Linked DNA regions of Homo sapiens: all the other regions are linked to region 1. Evidence: chromatin loops called from intact Hi-C (ENCODE). Cell type or tissue: IMR-90. All regions are shown on one strand. Region 1 has its middle 50 kb from the start of CD83. Region 2 has its middle 15 kb from the start of RNF182. Region 3 has its middle 27 kb from the start of CD83.

Region 1 (8,000 bases):
GGACAGTTTTCTGAATGTGCCTGCAGCCAGGAGCCCACCTTCCTCCCCAGCATAGTCATCATCCTCCCTCCCCACCCCCAGCACATAAGCATGCCTGTTGCAGAAGTGCCACATTGTGGACATCTGACCACAGTGAACATCAGGTGTACATGCACTAGAGGCCTTCCGTGAGCCTAAGCTCTCATATGTTGAAAAGGTACCAATGACACTATTAACTTGGAGGCAGGAGAAGCATCTAAATGAAGTGATATGGGGCATTTTTCTTTTTTATTAGAAAGTTTAATTAGAACATCTCCCTGAGTGTTTTAATTTCAGGATGGACTCAAAGAAATGGCTTTAAAATAGTCCCTCTAGAATTGGTCAATGGTTTTCCTTAACAAGGTTGAAAAGATATTTTGAGACATCTTTTACTAGTTTAGATACTGAAAATGTTCAAGAAAAAATGCTTCTAGTTTGGAAAGATGTTTCTATTGAGATTTGACACCCTCCCAACTATTTCTACCTCTCCCCTTTTGAATTTTAACTTTTACTCTACTTATGAAAGGATTCATTTGGCCTTGAACACTAGAAATTAACTGTTTCCCTAAGGAACACAAATCTGTGGATTTCCTAATATATCCAGGAAGATAACAACAACAAAAAAAAGCAGAGCTCGCTATTGGAGTCAGAGGTCTCTGGCCAGGAGGCTGACGCAACCTGCTAACATTCTTTTTCACCCTTTCACCCAAGGCCATGCAGTGAGAAAAGGACACTGGATTTAGGATAGACCTTACAATTGATCCATGTCCTCCATTCCAGAAATGGCTGGGGGAAGATGAATATTGCGGCCAGGGGCGGCTTGTGTGACAATTCCTGCCCACACAATCACAGTTGTCTCTCTCAGCACCCTGTCAGGGCTATTTAATACAGTCCATTGCAGCATGCTCCAAAACTCCTTGTATCCCGCTGACTACAAACCAATAAGTTTGCTGAATTCTCTAAGGCAGAGGTTCATAAACTAAGGCCCACGGACAGAATATCAGTTTTTAGTCAGGGTTCTCTAGAGGTACAGAACTCATATATATATATATATATATATATATATATATATATACACACACACACACACACACACACACATATATATGTATATATATGTGTATATATATATATACGTATATATGTGTATATATATATATATATATATGAGTTTATTAAGTGTTAACTCACACAATCACAAGGTCCCACAATAGGCCGAGTTCCAAAACTGAAGAACTTGGAGTCCGATGTTCGAGGGCAGGAAGCAACCAGCAAGGGAGAAAGATGTAGGCTGGGAGGCTAGGCCAGCCTCTCTTTTCACGTTTTTCTGCCTGCTTATATTCTAATTGAGCTGGCAGCTGATTAGATTGTGCCGCCACAGATTACGGGTGGGTCTACCTTTCCCAGCCCACTGACTCAAATGTTAGCAACGCCCTCACAGACACACCCAGGATACTTTGTATCTTTGTATCTTTGAGGAAAAGAGGGAGAGTCTGTTTTGTGATCTTTCTTGTGCTTGGACCTCACTGGAGAAGTCTACGGGAGATACTCTGTATCCTTCAATCCAATCACGTTGACACTGAGTATTAACTGTCACAATCAGGGTCTGCGAATATGGGTGAGAGAAAATTACATACTTATTTTTACTAACTTCCTACTGAAATTTAGCATTTCCTCAATTATGTACATAAGCAACAAATCACAATAGCATACCAAGTTCCTGAGACTTTGTCACTACAGGAAATTGTCAATATTTTCATGTTCTCTTTCCTTGTGGCAGATACCTCAAAATACCAGCTATGCTCATCACCCCTTCACAAGTATGGTGGTTATTAGGTCTGAAAGTTTGTGTCCCCCCTTTCCAAAGTCATATGTTGAAGTACTAACGCCCAATGTGAAGGTATTTAGGAGGTGGGAACTTTGGGAGGTGATTAGGTTTAGATGGCATCAGGAGGTTGGAGTCCCTATGATGGAATTGGTGCTCTTATAAGAAGAGGAGGAGATACCAGACCTCTCTCTCCCCGTCCTCTCTCTCTCCCCACTCCTCTCTCTCTCTCTCCCTGCCATGTGGAGATCCAGGGAGAAGGTGGCACTGTGAAGCCAGACAGAGGGCCCTCACCAAAACCCAAATCTGCCAGTGTTACCAGGGGTCTTTGTTCTTAGAGCTCCCAAGATGCGGGGGGGCCGCTCCCAAGATGGCAGCAAGCCTCTTATTCTCTGACCTGGGGTTCTTGGCCTCACGGATTCCAAGGAATGGAAGCTTGGGCCATGCGGTGAGTGTTATAGCCCTATTAGAAGCTGTGGGTCACGGAAGAGAACCGTGGAACCCAGCGACTAGTGTTCAGCTCCATTAGGAGGAACCCGGGCACTTAGCCGTGCAGGAACAATGGCAAACTTTTAGCCCAATCAGGAGTGGCAACAGGCGCCTCCTTGGATCAGGAGCACAGCGGACACCCTGCCAGATCCGGAGGGATGGAAGTCAGCGGCGGGTCTGCGGCAGTGGCCAACAGCAGTGGTGGACAGTGAGCGAAAGCTCAGCTCGAGCCGTAACAAACACGGTCCAGAAGAGTGCAGTTGCAAGATTTAATAGAGTGAAAACAGAGCTCCCATACAAAGGGAGGGGACCCAAAGCGGGTTGCCGTTGCCAGCTCCAATGCCTGGGTTTATATCTTGATCACTGTCCCCCCACCTCCGTGCTCAGGCGATAGATGATTGGCTATTTCTTTACCTCCTGTTTTTGTCTAACTAGCATTTTAGTGAGCTCTCTTTACTACCTGATTGGTCAGGTGTGAGCTAAGTTGCAAGCCCTGTGTTTAAAGGTGGATGCGGTCACCTTCCCAGCTAGGCTTAGGGATTCTTAGTCAGCCTAGGAAATCCAGCTAGTCCTGTCTCTCACCAGCATCGTAATCTTGGACTTCTAGCCTCTAGATCTATAAGAAATCATTGTCTGTTGCTTAAGCCGCCCAGTCTGTGGGCAGCTTGTTTGTTATAGTAGCCAAGATGACTAAGACACATAATATCACATATTTTTAAAGAATGTGGTTACTTCGCTTGCCCATAATTGGTTTCCTTTACAATCCCATGTATTTCCTTTTATGCATTTGAAACCATTATTTTAAGAATAGGTCTATAGACTTCTCCAGTGACGTCCAAGCACAAGAAAGATCACAAAACAGACTCTCCTTCCTTTCCTCCATCTGGGCCACATCTTCACTTAACAAGAACAGCTTCCTTACACCTCCCAGATTGAGGAATGGTGGGTGAGAACACGGTATAATAAAGCTTGTTTTATGGTCTCTGCCCTTGTAGATCAGGGTCTCCACTCACAGACTTTGCCCTCTAACCTCAGCCACTATCTGACAAGCATCTGCTGGTTGGCGGAGAGGATGTGCACAGATGGGTGTATACCCAACGCTGCTCCCAGGAATGAATCCCAAAGCCACCAGATCTTACCAAGGGTGACCTTCACACAGAACAGCACATGGACACACCCCCCCCCAGGACTGTGGGTGGAGCAGTTGGAAGGCCACCACTAATTGTGGAGTTATGTTAAGGCTTACGCTGATTCTGTGTTATGATTTCATTTTGGAATAAAAAACCAGAGCCCTGTATTCCATCTTGCCAGAACTGCTTGCTAGTGATTTGAACTCAAGAAATCTGGTACAGGCAGGGTGTGGTGGCTCACGCCTGTAATCCCAGCACTTTGGGAGGCCAAGGCAAGTGGATCACCTGAGGTCAGGAGTTCAAGACCAGCCTGGCCAACACGGCGAAACCCTGTCTCTACTAAAAATACAAACGATTAGCCTGGCATGGTGGCGGGCGCCTGTCATCCCAGCTACTTGGGAGGCTGAGGCAGGAGAATCGCTTGAACCTGGGAAGCAGAGGTTGCAGTGAGCTGAGATCACACCACTGCATTCCAGCCTGGGAGACAGAGCAAGACTCTGTCTCAAAAAAAGAAAAAAAAAAAGAAATCCGTTACAGCTTTGAGCTTCAGTTTCCTCATCTTTCAAATGATGGCTACAACTGCAAAGGTTTATTTTTCAAAACATGTTCTCTCCCTGTCTCTCTCTCTCAAATTCCTTCTTCCTTATTTTGACAGCTACTACATTTGAGCTTTTTAATTTGAATATTATTGGATGGTAACCCACTTACAGAGATAGGAAGTTGGACGTCTTGAAGAAAGGAATTTCATCTTAAAGTCCATTATATTTTTAATCTAAACTGCTTGGACTAAAACAGCTTGCTTTAGGACAGGGCTGGGCGTGACTTTTTATTTTGCTTTGTTCTCAGTTTTGCTTTATCTAGAATCTGTGTTTCAATATATCAGCTCTAGGTGGCAGTAATGTACCATGAAGATGTGTGCTTTACCAGGTAGCAGGCTGCCAAGTTTCAAGTCTTGAGGCTTGAGGTGGAAGAGAACCTTAAGGAAAATTTTAATGGGATTACTGGGTGCCAGCGCTATCTAGACACTCTGTGAGCAGGTCAACTCACGACTGTTGTCCCCTGTGACTACCTTGGAGGAAGGAAGGAAAGCTACAGGCTCATGAATACATTACATGAAGGATGCAATGAAATATTTTATGGTATAGGGATTTTTCCAAACCTGTGCTCTACATATACTCTGTCTCTGTCTCTCTCTGTCTCTCTCTCTCTCTCTCTCTCACACACACACACACACACACACACACACACACACACACATTGAGATAAGAGAAGCTACTTCTTCAAAACAAGGTTTGTTTATATAATCAACTCATGACCCCTCTCCTCTTCTTTTTTCCTTTCCTAACTCTAAAAAAAAAATAATTTTACTATCCATTTGTCTCTAAGGTGAATGAGCTAAGACACAGTAGTAATGTATAGTACTACAGTAGTCACATATAGTAAGCATATGTGTATATACTGAAGAACGTGAGCCTGAGGGGAGAGCACATTTGAGGGACAGTGTATTGTTCATTATTCATTCCTTTGGATTTCTTTTTTGTTTTGTTTCCGTTTGTTTTGTTTTTTTTCTTTTTTGAGGCTGAGTCTCACTGTATTGCCCAGGCTGGAGTGCAGTGGTGCAATCTTGGCTCACTGCAACCTCCACCTCCCAGGTTCAAGCTATTCTCCTGCCTCAGCCTCCCGAGTAGCTGGGATTACAGGCACGCACCACCATGCCTGGCTAACTTTTGTATTTTTAGTAGAGAAGGGGTTTTACCATTTTGGCCAGGCTGGTCTCGAACTCCCGACCTCAAGTGATCCACCCGCCAAGACCTGCCAAAGTGCTGGGATTACTGGTGTGAGCCACCGCACCCGGCCTTGTCTGGATTTCTTTACAAGAGTTTACGTAGCCATTTCCTCATCTGTAAAATGAGACTAATAGTTCCACCTTCGTATGGTTGTGATGAGGATTAAAGTGGTCCACAGATATACAGGTGATGAGCTGCCTGATGCATACACAGGAAGCTGCATGTGGACGCTAGCTGTGACTACTGTCACTATTACCCAAGGCTCTTTGCTTTTTCAAGTTTTTGTTTAAAGTTTTTTGGAGAGACGAGGTCTCACTATGTTGCCCAGGCTAGTCTCTAACTCCTGAGCTCAAGTGAACCTCCTGCCTCAGCCTCCCCAAAGCCCTTTGCTTTTTATCTGAAGGAGTAGAGAGGCGATCTGGGCACAGCCACCTAGGGAGAAATGAAAAGGAATACAGAGAAACACACCACACATACCCACCCCCCCCCACACACACAAATACACACACACACAGACAGAGATACACACACACACACAGAGACAGACATAGATACATACACACAGGGACACAGAAACACACAGATATACACACAGAGGGACACAGAGACAGACACAGATACACACACACAGGGACACACATGCATGCACACACACAGCCTGTACAGAATATAGGGAGATGTGAAACCCCATCCATAAGGCTGCTAAAGGCAGCTAAAAGGGGGAAGATGAAAGTGTAAAGGAGGTGTGGTAAGGTCTTGGCTAATTTACCTTGTTAGGATGGATGAATAGTAAAACTGGTTTTTTAGGGTTAAGAAAGATAAAGGGAGAGAGATGATCATGAGCTGATCATAGGAAAAAACTCTGTTTTGGGAAAGCAACTTCTCTTTTTTCAGTATCTGGGGTTCTTGGGATATGTGTAGTAGTGCATGACAGCACAGCCGAACACACTGAGAGTGGCCTTTCTTTATAGGAACGGAGGCACTGTCCCACGCTGCGACTCTGTCGTGAGTGAAGATGGGTGGTGTGGAATCAGAACAGATTTGCTCTGCCAGAGACCCTTGTGTAGTCCTCCAGTATTCCTTTGGGGTCATGTGTTGATTTATGTCTCTGACTTTGAGACAAATACATGAAAATCCAAACTTAAAAATCAAAAGTGAGTGAGAGACTCTTCAAGTAGGAAGAAAATTCTACACTTTACAAAATAATTCACTACTGTACTCCCTTAAATCACTGATGGAGGATATGATTACATTTCCGTAACACCTCACAGAACTGTAGTAAGGGGCCATTGTATCCAAGATCTTTTCTTTCAAGTGGATTCCTTAGAAAGCAAAAAGGTTTACAAAAAGAATTATTCCCATGAAGATTAGTCAGTTGATATGATCCATGCAGATACTGTCTCGGAAGCAAATGTTCATGTAGCTGGTAAATTTCTGACATGATGGGAAAGGTTTCTGGGTGTCCTTCAATTATCTTCTCTCTTCTCTTCCCATTCTTTATTTATTTATTTATTTTTGAGAATGAGTATTCCTCTGTCATCCAGGCTGGAGTGCAGTGGCATGATCTTGGTTCACTGCAACTTCTGCTTCCTGGGTTCAAGCAATTCTCCTGCCTTAGCCTCCCCAGTAGCTGGGATTACAGGCATGTGCCACCACACTCGGCTAATTTTGTATTTTTAATAGAGACAGGGTTTCACCATGTTGGCCAGGCTGCTCTTGAACTCCTGACATCAGGTGATCCTCCTGCCTCAGCCTCCCAAAGTGCTGGGATTACAGGCGTGAGCCACCATGCCCAGCCCCCCATTATTTATTATTATTATTATTATTATTAATTTTGTGAAAATTTTTACCCCTGTGACTAGGGGAAGACAGAATTTTAACCCCTATATTCCAGCAGATGTGGCTTTCCAAAAGCAATGGTGAGGTTGAATGAGGAAAGAAAGGATGAAAGCTTTCCACTCTCAGGAGGCTGCATGCTTTGAGCTTCCTAAGAAGTACTAAAGGTAGATATCACGGCTCAAGCTTCCAGACTGCTTCACAATTGCAAATAAAGATCTGAAAACTTGTTCTTTTACACTTCTTGGGAACGTTTTTAATTAAATCAGTGGTCAAATTTGCAAATATTCTCCATCGGAAACTTTTGTTTGGCAGGAGCTGCAAACTGTGATGTCAGCCTCTGATTTGAAAACCTGGCCCTTCCAAGAGAATAATAGAAGTTATAAAGAAAAAAGAAATGTGTCTGTGCCAAACCAACAAAAAAGAATAAAAGTTTATAAGATTCTAAATTGAATTTGCTTTTGTCATTTCCCCAAAAGATGTTAGGAAGAATACCAACTTGCTTTAGAGGTTAACCAATTAATTAATGTGGAAAGCTGAAAATATATTATCTCAAGATTGCTGTGTAGTTTATTAGCTGAGAAATATGTTTATTTTTTGCTTTCTAGATACTGTGGAGGAAAGACTGTGCCTTCTTCTTATTTTCTATTGCTTATTTTGAGACCCCATTGCCCAGGCTAGAGTGCAGTGATGATCATAGCTCACTGCAGCCTCAAACTCAGAGGTTTAAATGATCTTCCCACTTCAGGCTCCCAAGTAGCTGGGACTACAGGTGCACACCACCACACCTAGCTAATTTTTTAATTTTGTTATGTTTTATAGAGATGGGGTCTCTCTATATTGCCCAGGCTGGTCTCAAACTCCTGGCCTCAAGCAGTCCTCCTGCCTTGGCCTCCCAAAGTGCTGAGATTACAG
Region 2 (8,000 bases), 160 kb after region 1:
TCATCATCAACAGGGATCATGATGAAAGGCTGAATCTAAAAGACCAGGATTGTCCACTTGATTTAAGCTGTAGCTTGTTTTATTGTCCTGGATACTTTTATACACAGTTACCGAAAACACTTATCTTACACTCACCTAAATTAAGCTGAAAGGCTATCACTATTCATTGCTTTCATGTTGATTGCCAAATTAAATAGGGGCTTATGTATAATTATTTGACGTGGAGGCTTGTCCTGACTTGTGGGAAAATTCCTCTCGATCTGTCCATCACCATCAGCTTTCATTCATTCAAACTGAGTCACCCAACCTTTATCACTTCCTGCTAGCCTGACTACAGCTGTCATTTATCTCTTATCACTGCTTCACAGTATGCCACCTTGTGTCCTTCATTTTTGTTGTTGTTCTTTCTCACCTCAAATTTATTTGATTTACTTTTGCATGGATTTACTCATCCCCCATGTCTTGGCGTTCACACGTTTACTGCAATGTTCTTTTTGAACATGTTGTAATCTAACATTGCTCACAGATATATAAATTCCTCCATGGGAAACCTTCAAGGTTACAAATCACATGTAAGACTACAAATATCAGAGTGCTCTTTGAAGCTGTGCTCCATTTTGAGCCATTTAAGAGACTGCAGGGGGAATGAACAGCGCAATTGAGCAATTCAAGAAGGATGACAGAAATGCCAGGGAACAGAAAGATAGCTCAGCCTCAAAGAAAACTCAGAGGACCTTGGGGCAAACTAACTGCCAATACTGTAAAGAGACAGGAGGAGCACAAAAGCTAGCAGAGGACTCTTGTGGAAAGCTGATTTAGGGAAGATAACAATACAAGAAGGATAACTACTGGCCAGGCGCGGTGGCTCACGCCTGTAATCCCAGCACTTTGGGCGGCCGAGGTGGGCAGATCACCTGAGGTCAGGAATTCAAAACCAGCCTCGCCAACATGGAAAAACCCCATCTCTACTAAAAATATACAATTAGCCAGGCATGGTGGCAGGTGCCTGTAATCCCAGCTACTCAGGAGGCTGAGGCAGGAGAATTGCTTGAACCCTGGAGGTGGAAGTTGCAGTGAGCTGAGGTCATGCCACTGCACTCCAGCCTGGGCGACAGAGCAAGACTCTGTCTCACAAAAAGAAAAAAAAAAAAAGATAACTATGAGGAACAATGGTGATCATATGGTAATTCAGGCTTTCTTCGATATTCTGTAACTTTAAGTCACTTAATAGAATGCCAAGGCTTGTTTCTGCTTCCCCATCTGTCTCCATAGCCTGGGATCCACTCCCTTCCTCCTTAGACACAATGGTGACACAGAAGAGGAATGTGGAACACCTAATAGTTTCTCACAGAAAAAGAACCATTCTGACTTCAAGCAAGATCTTTCTACAAATTTAGTTCCCTTGAAATCTTCTGATAATACATAATGAAAAATGAAACAGGCAATATTTCATGGACATGCTTGCATATTATTTCACTTTACTTCTATGAACTCCCAAATCCCCAACTAATTTTATTGCCTGCATCCTCATTTTCTTCTTTTTAACAGCCCCCCCTCCACCATCTATGCATTTTGACCTGACTCATATCCCAGGTTCAAAAATAATAATAATAATTTCTAAGAAAAAATGGTCCCCTGTGTAAGTGAATGACTCTGAGTTTGTCCTGCCTAACCCTTTAGTGCCTAGCTAACATGATACCACTGCGTCTCAAACCAGGAGCAGTAGCCTTGGCTCTATGGCAGCTCCACCCTAAGCGTGCCTTGTTTTTCCATATATAAAATGAAGGGGGTTTAACGAGGTGATCACACACACAGATCTCTTCTCTCACAAGCAGTATGGCCTATGATTAAGAGCAGAATTTCTGAAGCCCTTCCAGTTTTACACAAGAGATTCTAATGTGGCCTTTCTTGTAAACTAAGTAACCTTGGGCAAGACTCTTCATACCCCTGTGTCTTGGTTTTTCCATCTGTAAAATGGGCAAGATTAAATTACCTATCTGGTGAGATTGTGCTGAGGATTAAAAGAGTTAACATATGCAAAGTGCTTAGAATACTACCTGGCAAATAAGCTCTACATTAAGTAGCTGTAGCTGATTATGGATTCTTTTTTTAAAAACAACTTTTTTGAGATATAATTCACATGCCATACAATTCACCCACTTTAAGTGTATAACTCAATGGTTTTCAGTATATTTACAGAGTTGGAAAACCATGAGCACAATCAATTTCAGAACGTTTTTTATCACCTCAAAAAAATACCCTATACCCTTTAGCTATCACCTTCTGATCCTCCTACACTTTGCCCCCAGCCCTAGGCAACCACTAATCTGCTTTCCATGTCTACAGATTTGCCTACTCTGGAGATTTCATATAAATGGAATGATACAATATGTGGTCTCTTGTGGCTGGCTTCTTTCACTCAGCATCATGTTTTCAAGGTTCATAAATGTTGTAGTGTGAATCAGTATTTCATTCATGACATTGTATGAATATACCCATTCAACAGTTGATGGACATTTGGGTTGTTCCCACATTTTAGCTATTATGAGTAATCCTGCTATGAACAGTCATGTACAAGTTTTTGTGTGGACATGCTTTTTCATTTTCTTTGGGTATAAACCTAGAAGTAGAATTTCATAGGTAATTCTACGTTAAATCATTTGAGGAACCACTAGACTGTTTTCCAAACTGGCTGCGTTTTTTTTTCATTCTCACCAGCAGTGTATGAGGGTTCCAATTTTCTACATCTTTACCAACATTTGTTTTCTGACTTTTAGATTCTAGCCATCTTACTTGGTGTGAAGTAGTATCTCATTTTGGTTTTGATTTGCATTTCCCCAGTGACTAATGATGTTGAGCATTTTTGCATGTGCTTATTGGCCATTTGTAAGCTTTGGATTCTTATAAACTATCTATTCCTGATGCTTCAGGAGACCTTATACAGTCAGAGACACCCACAGTAGATCCAGATCCTAGATTTCTATGAGAGTTTGAGGATCCTGTTCACCATATCTTGGCCCTTACAATGTGAGGCTATTAGCCAACTTCTTTTTTATTTTATTTTAAGTTCTGGGGTACATGTGCAGGATGTGCAGGTTTGTTACACAGGTAAATGTGTGCCATGGTAGTTTGCTGCACCTATCAACCCATCACCTAAATGTTAAGCCCAGCATGTATCAGCTCTTTTTTCTGATGCTCTCCCTCTCCCCACCCTCTACCACACAGGCCCCAGTGTGTGTTGTTCTCCTGCCTATGTGCGTGTGTTCTCATTGTTCAGCTCCCACTTATAGGTGAGAACATGTGTTGTTTGGTTTTCTGTTCCTGTGTTAGTTTGCTGAGGATAGCCAAGTGCTTGATGTTACACCACTCAAGGGAAACTGGAAGAGTAGGATATTCCATCTTGAATTTGATCAGGCCCCTGTTTAGCTTCCATTTCTACTCTGGCTTCTTTCATTTCTATGAAAACCTGAAAACCCTAAGACATCCCTTTTATTCCAGTGTCTTCCAGAAGTTCCAATTATCATAATTTGGATTTTCTTAAATTTTTCTGCTGCTTTCTATCTTTTTTCTATGTGTAGAACCTCTCACTGTAAAGTCTTCAAGGTTGTGGAACATGTGTATCACTCCTTATGCACATGGTAGTGATCTGTACCTACTGGCTGAGAATGTGATCCAAGTCTTACCACATTCTAAGAAGCAGCCTCCTTAAAGTAGCTAAAGCTGTTTACACTGGGTTTGTGACTTCAAACAAATTAATTTACTTTTATTTCCTCATTGGCCAAACGAGATTCATAATAACTAGTTTGTAGAGGTCTTGTGAGGAGCAAATAGGATGATGTATATAAAGTATTTACACGGTGCTAAAGAAATAATAAGAACAAAATAAATGTATGTATACCCATCAACCAGTTTATGCCTACCTTAGGTTATCCTGTTAAAAGTCACCTGCAGGTTGACCCTCCAACCCCATGGGGCCAATGGTGCACAGCAGGATTCAAGATATGAGCTGCCCAAGAATACAATTTGCTGAGAGGTTGAAAAATAAGAGCAAGGAACTCCAGACTCCTAGGGACCACGTAGGCAAGGCTGAATTTTCAGGGGAATTTCCACTCCATCATGCTCAGAGATAAAGGAGCCAAGGCAGAAGGCACTGAGCAGTCCAGAGAAGCCCTCAGCCTCATGCCCTTTCTGATTGGCCTTAGGCATTCCTTCAGTGCTACAAGGACACTTCTCCTAAGCCTCAGAAGAAGAATCCAAACACAACAAAGTTCTCCACATCTGAAGAGAAGAGCCATCTAAGACGACTGAATGAAACAATCTCCAGAGATGGGATCTGTTCTCAGCCATGGCTTTCCCTTTCTTGTGGCTTTACAACAGATCCACCTGATAAAGACTGGCTAGAAGGCCTGGGGGTTTAGCTGCCTGGTCACTTGCTGCCATCTATGGGTAGAATATTAAAAGTGACCTAAGGGGAAATTAAAATTTCACACATCCATTCCTGCATTACGTTTAAATGTCGCTCTACAGAAAGTAGCTTGTTGTTTATTCACACTGTTTTTCCTAATTTGCAGAAATATCAGACGGAAGCTTTAGGGTATCTAGAAACCCTACTATAAATATCAAATCTGACTGAGAACTGTGATGCAGATTGTGCTACTGGTTTGAAAAATAAATGGATCCTGATTTCAAGCTCAGTATAGACTTTAAGTGGGAGCAAATTTTGAAAATAGAGATCAAATTAAGAGTTTTTTAGTAACAAAAGTTACTGTTTTAACTAAAAATAAGCTCATCAAAACCTAATAGAGCAGAAAAGGTCCATTTGTCACAGCTGCCATAGAATTAGGATCTTCACAATTATTTTAAATAGTACTTTCTCTCCACAGCTAGAAACTTCTGCATACAGAGACAGAAAAATGGGCTTTAATGAGAAAAGCTCAATTGTGTCCTGAAATATTTATACCAGCTTTGCAAACAAGTATAAAACATTTACCAATGCTGCCTACAAACACTCTCTTGAAAAGGATACAAAATGTAATCTCTGATTCACCAAAACACACACACACACAAAGTTGTTTGATTTATCTGGTCTGCCAATTTTAGATAAATTAGATAACCTAATTTATCTGGTGTGCCAATTTTAGACAAATGTAGATAAAAGTCTAGGGTAGGTCGAATAGAACAATGAAAAGAGAAAATGGCAACTTAACTTGGAGATATGGAGGTAGATGACCTATGCACATAATTCTTAAAACATTCAGCATATTTCTGGTTGTTATAACTATCTCTTAACTAGGTATGAGATCTTAGAAAGTAGAAATTATATTTTATTTATCTTTGTATACCCCACAGCCATTCTATTGCATGAAATTTAGACAATAAATATTTGTAGAAATCTAGTCGATCAAATTTATTTTGTACTACTATGTGCCAGTTGCTGCTCTTGATGCTTGTTCTGGGCATTGTTGCAGGAGGAAGGTAGGAAGGGAGGGAGGAAGGGAATGAGGAAGGGAGGGAGGAGGGGAGGAAGGGAGGGAGGGAAGGAAGGAAGGAAGGAGGGAAGGAAGGAAGGAAGGAAGGAAGGAAGGAAGGAAGGAAGGAAGGAAGGAAGGAAGGTAGGTTGGTTTGTTTCAGTGTGTGTTGAAATGATGAGTTCTAAATTTAGCCATAATATAAGGCAGGAGAAATAGTACTTTGTTGAATAGATAAGCTCAAACAGGATCTTTCGATTTGGCTAATAGTCTGCCTTGGTGCAAGCCTGCATTACCAAGAAAATGCAATGCATAAAAGCTAAACTTAGTTGGTTAAATCCAAGCAGATCAGTTGATTACTTTCAGTTAAGGCAGGTAACAATGTCACCTTTGAGAAAAATAAAAATAGATTCTCATCTATGTTATTGACACTTGTATTTCTAGAACCCAGAAAAGTTCTTGCCACATAATCCTCAACTAATATCTATTGAATGAATATTAATATCATAACCTCCTTCTAGAGGCATTGTCTAGCATACTTGTACAAATAAGGCTTTCAGAGAGATGGAACGACCCTCTCAAGGTTGTTTAACTAGAAACTAGTTGAATTCCAACTGGCATCCCAATGTTTGATTTCTGAGATTCCAAAGTTGGTCATTAGACCAGATCATGTTATACTGCTCAGATCTTGATTCTGGTCTTATTGATGCAAATAAATGCAGAGAAACAAGTATAGTGAATCTATAGCCATGGCACCTGCCTTTGCCGCAGAGCCTCACTCTGTCCACCTTCTGTCTGATGGTATCTGAAGGGTTCCATGATAATCACTGAATTACATAACCACCCAAATGAGATTGTTCTTCCATCTGTTAAGGGCCATCAGAGCCCCCGTGCAATGAATTTCAATTTAAGGAGCTTTATGTTCCATCTGGAGCAAGAGGATTCATTCCTATATAAGAGGAAAAGATCACTGTGATTTTAACCTGGTTTTAATGACAATGACTCAATTCAAATTTAAAATTTTAAATGATGTTTCAATATTGTATGTTTCAGCACACTGAGAGAATCATCTTGCCAACAATTTCCAAAGTCACATTTTCACAGCAGTAAATGCTCATTAAACCATATATACATGAACTCTCATTGCAGTATTGTCTGTAACAGGAAAAAACTTGGAACAAGCCCAACTGTCCATCAAAGATGGGATAAAAAAAATTGTGTTATGTTCATACCATACAGCTATTAAAAAGAATGAGGTAAATCTACATATGCCAGTGTGACAAGATGTCAAAGATATCACAATAAATGGAAAAAAAAACAAGATGCAAAACGCCATGCGTGTTTTTAATACAGAGAATGACTGCAATAAATGTCAGTATATGCATATCAAAAATTTTGGAAGAATATACAATAAACTATAAACAGTAATTACATTGGGAAATAACATTATGGGATAATTTCACTTTATTTTTTATTTTTTGAGACAGAGTCTTACTCTGTCACCCAGGCTGGAGTGCAGTGGAGCGTTCTCGGCTCACTGCCACCTCCGCCTCCCTGGTTTAAGCAATTCTCCTGCCTCAGCTTCCTGAGTAGCTGAGATTACAGGCGCCCATCACCACACCCAGCTAATTTTTGTATTTTTAGTAGAGACAGGGTTTCACCATGTGGTCAGGCTGGTCTCGAACTCCTCACCTCAAATGATCCGGCTGCCTCAGCCTCCCAAAGTGCTGGGATTACAGGCATGAGCCACTGCGCCCAGCCTCACTTTAAACTTTATACATCTCGGCACCATGTAAAATGTTGACAATGATCTGTAATTTAAGAAATGCTTGTTTTATTTTGTTTTAAATATAAATAAGTATAATAAATAAATTTAAAATTAGAATAATTAAACTGAAAGTTTAAAATGACACTTTATATGTAAACTGAATATGATCCTTTTGGAGAAGTACTGTGTGTCACAAGCATTACAAATGTTTATATTCTTTAGCCCAGTAAACTTTAATACAAAAAAACTTTACTCATGAAGATATTTGTTACATTACCGATATAATGCAAAAAGTTGGAAGCAAACCAAATTATTAATAGAAGAGTTAAACTGCCATTTGCAATAAAATATTATACAGCCATTCAACATTGTGATAATATTGTGACTATGAAATAACATGAAATGCTTATAATGTCAAGGATAAATGGAAAAATATAAAATTAAATATTTAAATATGCTTGGTAAATATCTCAATGGTAAAGAAGACTATGAAATAACATTGTGTTCATTAAAAAAACTGTGTTATGTTCATACCATACAGCTATTAAAAAGAATGAGGTAAGTCTACATATGCCAATGTGACAAGATGTCAAAGATATCACAATAAATGGAAAAAAAACAAGATGCAAAACGCCTTGTGTGCCTCTGTTATAATGTTAAGGATAAATGGCAAAATATAAAATTATACATTCAAATGTGCTTGGTAAATATCTTAATGGAAAAGAAAATAGAAAGAAATATACCAGCGCTAAGTAATATCGTTT
Region 3 (8,000 bases), 78 kb before region 1:
AGTGCTTGCAGCAAAGGGGTTACCGATGCTAAATAAGCTCATCTGCTCTCTAGAACCCCAGACAGATTCACGAATTACAGGCCCCGCTAGAGTGTCATTGAAGGTGGGAGACAGGGCATTGAATCAATCAGGAAGATTGATTAGATGTCACAAAAGAGGCAGTAAGACTTCCCAACTTGTCCAGTGGGGTAACTGGTCCCCATGCCCACTGCCACCAGGATATGCAGGGGTCTTATTTGGGGGATGACATGGACAAGCTCCAGGCTCGAGGCTACCAGGCAGGTCAGAGGGCAGGGGCTGGTGCCCCGCTGACATCAGGGCAAGGAGTAAAAAGCCCAGATGCTGGACCCTAAGACCCCACCACCATGCTGCCTGGGCAGAGCTCAGGCAGTCACCCCCAGGCAGGAGACTGGAGCGAGACTGGAGGTATGATGTGTGCAAAGCCGCAGAGGCTGAGACTGAACTGCAAACAACCAGGCAGGGAGAGCATGAGCCCTGAGCAGGGAGGTGGGCAGAATTCCAGTGAGGGTGGGAGACCAGAAGGCTCTAAAAAAGTGAAATGGCATGGCCAAACCAGCACTGGAACAGGATCGCTCTGGCAGCAGAGGGGCTCTAAATAATGAAGGAGGTAACACTGGGAATGACTGGTTGGGTCCAGGTGAGGACGACAGCTCCTGAAGAAAGGCATATGGGGGAGGGAGAATAGGTTTGAGAGGAAAAGTTAAAACTAACAGAGTCAGGCCGTCTCTCACTGACCTCTTGGTTCAAAAGGTAGGACCCCAAGCTCCCAATGTTGCCCCTTTAACCTTGCCAGTTAATAGACCCAGAAAGACCTGGGTAAGTGAATGTAAAGAAATATTGCAAGTTGAGCCATGCGGTTGCTGTGAGATTTTAAACCAGTTGCCCACTTCTTGCCAGGAAATGTAATCTCATTTTGGGTTAGATGGATCTGCCAGGAAATACTCCAGTGTGCAGTGAAGCTGTGGAGTAGAGGTCAATTTTACAATTACGAAATAGCTGGCTTTTCCAGAAACACCAGCAGTCACCCGTCTACATCCTCAAACGGCAGCTATGAATATCACACCTGTGCAGCCTGTCACTGGGGGACACACTGGGGATGATGATTCACGTACGGTGGGAATGTGGGGGTACGCTGGGTGCACAGCCAAGTGTGTGCTATGAGCTGGACAAGGTGGGAGACGAGGTTGAGGCTCCTCTACAAACCTCGTCAGCTAGGGCTGGGCATCAAAATTAAACTTGTGCTTCTACCACAGCCCTCATTGTATCTTCTCATGGCCTGGGCAGTTCTTGGACCATCAAGGTCTACAAAATTGGCACTCCCCCCAAGAGAACTAAGCCTCCTTTACTTCTTCTACTTGGCACTGACGATGACTTGAGCTGTGACAGAGCAAAGGCCAAAATATGAATGCCATCTGGGCTTTAACAGTTACTAACTAGAGGAATAGTTCAACAACGCCTTTCGACTAGTGGGAAATAACGGAGCTAGTGTCTTTGGCCAGTCTCAAATCAGTCCTACCCCTGACTCAGGCAAGGTTTAAAGGGGGCTGGGACTAGGAAGAGGCAATTCACCTGGGATGCAAACCATGAGGGGATCCCAGAAAACTCAGCGATCAAGATATAAAATATTTCCAATATTTCTAAATGTTTAGAATATTTCCAATATTGCAAAAATTAAAATGAACATAGAAAAATCCATGATGAATAAAATATCAAAATGTTATACAAAAAGGTGCCCTGCCAAGCCGTACTGGAGCCTGAAGCAAAAGAAAAAAATTAGTAATGCTGGTTGTTTACTTATTTAAAATTTGCAGATTTTGCTCATCATTCCATTCACTTGGATTTTTAAAAAAATACAGCATTAAAACATTTTAATCTTGAGTACTGACTCTTTGGACACCTTCTTAAATCTCGTGCCAGAGACAAACACCCCACTCTTGGACCAGCTTCATGGGAAGGAATTTGAGTAGTTTTACATGTGTTCACTTACAGTTTTGGACACCCTACCTCACCCCAACACATACACACACACACACACACACAAACATGTATGCACATACACACAAAAGGGCTTGGAGAAATTCAAAGCCAGTCTTTGGAGCAGACATCCCGTCCATTCACAGAGGCTATGCAAACAACTTTTCTCATTTCTGTCTTCAAGAGTGTTGCTGTTCACCTTTAAATACACACCTGAGATCAGCATTCATAACAGAGCTGTGCACTTGGGTTGTGCTCACACACAGAAAGGAGGAAAATCAATTTCAATCCCCGAAGGACCGAATTACTGGTGCAGAAGGTCACTAAATGCTAGCACTTGCTCAGTGGGCTTGGAACAAGATCCTTGTTCTCATTGCTTCGCTGCACTTCTAGCAGAGTGTGGGGGAGGGAGGCCTGGAGACTGGCTCTCACCAGGGAAGAGAGCGATGTCGCTTGTACAAGCCACAGGATAAACACTTAAAACAGCAAAGGGGACACGGCAAACACATGCATGAGCAATGTGGAGTCCCAGACTGACGTTCGCACCTAACGCTCTGGAGAAATTGGCCAAGATTGGCCCAACCAACTGAAAATATTATTGCTGTAATTCTTTCAAGGTCGCTTGTCAGACTGGGTTATCTACCTCCCAAGAGCTTGCTGCACAAATCGGCCTTTCCAGAGAGACAGAACTCAGGGCTGTGTCTGGGGGACCCTCTCAGGCCTGGTTGCCATTTTGCTCACGCTCTTCCCTGCCAAGAGCATCTGATTCAGGCCATCTGGGGTCTGTAGTGGACAAGGGACGAGCCTGGATCCTGTGCCAGTGGTCACGCAGCCTGAGTCCTCCCAGATGTGGGCACACTGGTGCCATCTCTGCCACCTCAGAGATGACTGCAAATATTTGGTTGGAAAGTACACCAATGGTAACATGATCAGAGGCACGGAGGGGCAGTAGTCAGGAGAAGGTGGCCAGGCTTCTTCTGCACACATGTTCCCAGAAGCACACGCATTCTTCCCCCAGTGTGAGGAGGAGGGTTTAGCAGCAAAAGCCAGAGCATGGAAATCAAATAGATCTGCAGACGTGAGTCTGGATCCTGGCTCCACACATTAGCCATGGGACCTTGGGACATTATCTGACTTCTCTGAGGTTCAGTTATCTAATCCATAAAGTGGGGAAAAGCTAACGGATGCAAAGTGCCTGGTGCGAAGCTCACGCTCCCCACGTGTGTACTGCACCCTTTCCCCAGCAAAGACCTGCCACATAGGACCTCTTCTCTTCTCTGCACCAATCCCTTTTCTGTGCCCAGAACCTCCAGGCTGCTCTTGCTTCCTGTTCATTATGGTTGAGGCTTGACCTGGCTTTCTCTTTACTCAGCATCTGGCACTGGGGACAACGGGATTTTTATGAGAATAAAGGAGCCAGGTGAGAGCATCCCACTCCCAGCTTGCATGATTTAGGCAAGGAGGCAGGGAGGAGAAGAGGAAACTAAGGCACACCTCTTCCTCTCCTCTCTCCTCTGCTCCTACCCAGTCCTGAGGACCAGAGCAACCATGAGAGCGGGCCTACCGGGCTGCATCCCAGTCGACCTGCTGCTATTCTGAACTAGCTCTTGGGAGGGCCATGAAGGACATGCAGAGACTGAAGCTGAAGGAGGTGGCTGGTCACTTGTTCCCACATTCTTGTGGGGAAGGGAGGTTATAAGAGCCCGAGGGAAAGAAAACACTGCCCTAAGCGATGGGCTCATCAGGAACTCTAGTGCACATGAGCAGAAAATAGGCTGACCTTGTTATTTGAACAAAAAGATTCATGCAGTGGGAAGGGAAATTTGAAATTACAGATGCCCCCTTCCACCCCAAATCTAAGCTATATGGCAACCAACCTCCACAGGCTTCCTAGGGAAGATTACTGGGAGACTGAACCTGGTGGGTCAAGCCTGTTCTGGGATTAAGAGTTACAAAGATGACAGAGAAAGGCTGTACAACCTGTGAAGTCCCACGTGGGCAGGGCATCTTCCTGTAGTGACAACAGTTGTGTCTGGCCCCTGCTGTGGTTTTTGGCTAATGTTGGGGGCAAGATGTTTTTGAATGGGGCACTGGGGTGGTGGAAAATGCCCCAATTCCAGGAACTGAAAGAAACGCAAGAAGTTAGCTTATTATGTAGGGAGGTTTTATTGGCAAGAGAGGCCTTTACGACTCCCAGGGGCCCAGCGGCCGCAGCCTTGGGAGCAGCAAGTCAGCCTGAGCAGGAGGGATGGGGGAAGCAGTTGCTTAACCCATCCACCAGGTGGCAGCACAGACAGCAGCAGTGGCCAGACCAACAATACAACACTGACGGGGGGCCAAGGGCCAAGGAGAGCCATGGAGGCCCACAAGAATGGGGCCTGTGCGCGGGACACCAGCCCTATTTGGTGGGGAAATGCAGCGTCAAGGATAATTTTATTTTTATCAGGGTTGTTACTCATGTCCTTGGTCATGAAGAGCCTGGAGAAATAAAGTTATACTCAAAATTTGTTAGGATTTGTTTTAAAAAATGAAAATATAATGAGTTATTTGGCAAAGATCATTTGTGTCTGGGTAAATTCGGGTTAAAAATATAAGGGGGGTTCAGAGGTCACTTTTTTTTTTGAGACAGGGGTCTCATTCTGCCACCCAGGCTGGAGTGCAGTGGTATGATGCACTCATTATGACTGTTACTTATAGCTCACCGCAGCCCCAACCTCCCAGGCTCAACGGATCCTCCTGCCTCAGCCTCCCAAGTAGCTGGGACAACAGGCACACGCCACCATGTCTGGCTATTTTTTTTTATTATTATTTGTAGAGACAGGATCTCGCCATGTTGCCTGGGCTGGTCTTGAACTCCTGGCCTCAAGTGATCCTCCCACCTCGGCCTCCCAAAGTGCTGGGATTACAGGCGTGAGCCACTGTGCCCAGCCTGGAAATCACTTTCAAAGAAAGTAAGGTTGCTGATTTCACCTCCTTTGGGTTCAGCTGATGCCGATGTTTGGCCTAGTCTAAGAGGAGTGACTTCTTGCTTTCTTTATATTGCTTTGCTCTCAGCCTGTGAAGAGGATCCATCCACAACTCGAGCTGCCTCCCTGTTGCTCCGCATTTCTGGTTCCCCAGAAGATGAACCCTACCTTAGAGAGAAGAGACAGAGAAGGAAGAAGCCCCACTGCCTACTGTTGGCCCACTGTGGACAGGCTGCTGCTGCTGCTGCTGCCAGGAGCTCTCGGGGGTGACCCTAGACAAGGAGAATCTTCCCAGGGAAATCCTGGGAGGGGCTAACTAAAGCCACGTAGAGTAGGCAGCAACTTCTCTCCAAGCCACAGTCCAATGGCAGGCTCAATTATGCAGCCTCCTTCAATGGAGCCATCTCTCCCAGCCTCGCCTTCTGCCCCTCCTCCAGCTTGCCGGGCCTATATCATCAGCTTCCATGCTCCAAAAGAAGAAAACTACTTATTGAGCAGAAGCAAATGCTACTGATAATTTAACACATACTGCACACCACACCTTTACACAAATATCAATGCATTTAGTTCTCACAACAAATCTATGAGAATATCATACCCATTTACCAGATGAGTAAATTGAGTCACCTGGATTCTAATTCACATTGACTGACTCCAAAGACTATATTTTTTTCACACCAGTGTGTCAGCCACCATCTTTCTACCTTATTATGTGTTACCCCCTCTGGGGCCTGTTTGCATTTTTTTCAAAGGAGCCTGAAAAGGGTAAGACTAAAGATAAATACCACATATAATCTCTTACCACGAACGTCTGCAACCTCACCCATGCCAGATGAATGGTATTTCCAGACTTTGGGTCTTAATGTCTAAAGATTTTTTTCCTTTTGCTACACTTGATCTAGCACCACTGGCTTCTGGGTGCATTCTTTGATTTTCTGATTTATTGTGGGGATTAAGAAATGGAATGTGTTAAATGCATTTGCACAAGTGCAATTCAACATGTTAAGACAGGATTGACCTGCCAAAACATCTAAGTGTCTGAGAACCATCAACACCTGCCATGCCAGAGGATCGCTGTGATGTCCCTGTCACCACCATTGCACTCTGACCTCATCTCCAGCTGGAGCACACCACAGTCACAGCCCAGTCCCTCCAGGAAACCTTCCTTCAGTTATCAAGATGGTAGGGTGTGTTTTTAAATGAGTGATCATTTTAACAATCCTGCATTTGAAAGCTTTCCAATATTCAGATTATTATATTAGTTTCTAGGGCTGCCATGACAAAGTACCTGAAACCGGATGGCTTAGAACAACAGGAATGTATTCTCTCTTAGTACTAGAGGCCAGAAGTCTGAAATCAAGGAGTCAGCAAAGGCCATGCTCCCTCTGAATCTGTTCCAGGCCTCTCTCTTAGCTTCTAGTGGTTGCCAGCAATCCTCAACATTTCTTGGCTTGTAGATGTATGATTCCAGTCTCTGCCTCTGTCTTCACAAGGCCTTCTCTTCTCTGTGTGTCTGTCTCCACCTTTCACTTTTGTTATAAGGACACCCATCCTAATCCAGAATGATCTCATCCTAACTTGCCTACATTTGCAAAGACGCTGTTTCCAAATAAGCTCACATTCACAGGTACCAGGGATTAGGACTTCTACGTATCTTTTCTTGAGACACAATTCAATCTACAACAACTACCTTTTCCAGATATCAATAATCAATCATGGCCTATTCTACTAGGCACACTAGATACAGCGATCCTCCAGGCAGCCGGCCTGGCTGTACCTACCAGCAATCAGAGCTGACACCTGCGGTGAAGCCGATTTGCCATCACAATTCTCACTAAAGGAATGAGTCTGAAATGACCGCAATCTAACATGTGGTGATGAGCCTGCTGGGGAGATCATGCCAGCATCCTTCAAGCCCGGGTGTGGGTGGCCAGTTGACTGTATGCATAAAGTGGGTCCTGCTGGGGAGGGAGTCATCACACTGTCTCTTTGGCCTGGCAGGGACTATGTACACCTGACCAGAGCCCTGGATTCACAAGGGAGATATTCCCGGTGCCTTTTCTGAGTTCGCAATCCACATGCATTGTAGTATGGCCTGGTTCCAACTTCACTCCATGCATACATTTCTCCTTCCTATACCCCCTGCAAATTGGAAATAGTGATACACAGCCATCTCACAGGGCTGTTGGGCAATTTAATTAATGTTTATAAAGCACTCTGAGGTCTTCAGATGAAAACTGCTGTGTAAGTACAAAATTATTATTAGTTCTCAGCCTCCTGTCCCTTGACTTCTGACATAGGCTTTTGTTGTTCCTGAATGGGAGCCGTTTATGGGCTGTCCAGCTGGCTCTTTTGGGTACATACACATTTACAGATTTTTTTCCCTTTGAAAAAAGCATTCCAACTCTGTGGGATGTCTCAAAGCTTTTCAATGTCTGAATTTCTCTCTACTTGTCTCTACTAAGTACTGTAATCTACAAGAGTAGATTGTAAACAGGCTACTTTTGCAAAGAGTTGGGGCGGGGGACAGGAAATGGTCAATTTGAAGAAATAGCTCCTCTTATAATGAAGAATAAAACAATATCTCCTTCTCATGCAGAATCTAAATGAACCACTAAGTGAGGTCTGTCTCCCTCGCCCAGAGGGATACTGTACGTGTTTATGCATTGAAAGAAGAAAAGAATAGAAGATTTGCTTCCACTGCTCACATTTTGCCTCCTTCCTTCACCCTAACTTCTCAGGAACCATGGAAACAAATACACCCCACCTAGATGATGTTTTCCTGATAGTCCTTTGTTGCCTCACTGTGCGCTGCCTGGGATCCCACAGGGAGAATGAAATAAAAAAGTGGAAAAGAAGAAAGATATGTCTGCAAGTGAAATGTCTTGTCTCCGAAGGACAGAGTGGGGCTCGTGTGTGATTTATCAAGCTCTGGGGGCAATAAACAATGTTATATTCCTTTTCCTTTTCCCTAAGACGTATTCACACCCGTCCCACATCACTCAGGCACAACCCATCACATTCCCTTGAAGGTATCTT

The links. A loop is a pair of places that touch in the nucleus more often than their neighbours do. Peaks named below come from ENCODE experiments on the same cell type or tissue, not always from the same donor. Only the 100,000 strongest peaks of a DNase experiment are listed, where the experiment ranks them.
Region 2: it touches region 1 in a loop (8-fold over the local background); 92 of 110 quality-filtered maps call a loop at or near these places.
Region 3: a loop joins it to region 1, with 2.9 times the contacts of the local background. A loop is called at or near these places in 13 of 110 quality-filtered maps.

What each region holds. Positions count from the first base shown.
Region 1 is chr6:14,063,348-14,071,347 of GRCh38, reverse strand. No RefSeq gene overlaps it. Among named protein-coding and RNA genes, the nearest start is that of CD83, 50 kb to the left of the region's middle. RefSeq lists a silencer at 1,683-1,784. In IMR-90, a CTCF peak has its summit at 4,343 (motif pointing right); DNase peaks (open chromatin) are centred at 2,997 and 4,367; H3K27ac peaks cover 629 bases; H3K27me3 peaks cover 143 bases.
Region 2 is chr6:13,905,492-13,913,491 of GRCh38, reverse strand. No RefSeq gene overlaps it. Among named protein-coding and RNA genes, the nearest start is that of RNF182, 15 kb to the left of the region's middle. RefSeq lists a cis regulatory region at 166-527. In IMR-90, a CTCF peak has its summit at 4,437; a DNase peak (open chromatin) is centred at 4,411; H3K27me3 peaks cover 345 bases.
Region 3 is chr6:14,141,078-14,149,077 of GRCh38, reverse strand. No RefSeq gene overlaps it. Among named protein-coding and RNA genes, the nearest start is that of CD83, 27 kb to the right of the region's middle. In IMR-90, a CTCF peak has its summit at 4,271 (motif pointing right); a DNase peak (open chromatin) is centred at 4,287; H3K27me3 peaks cover 2,852 bases.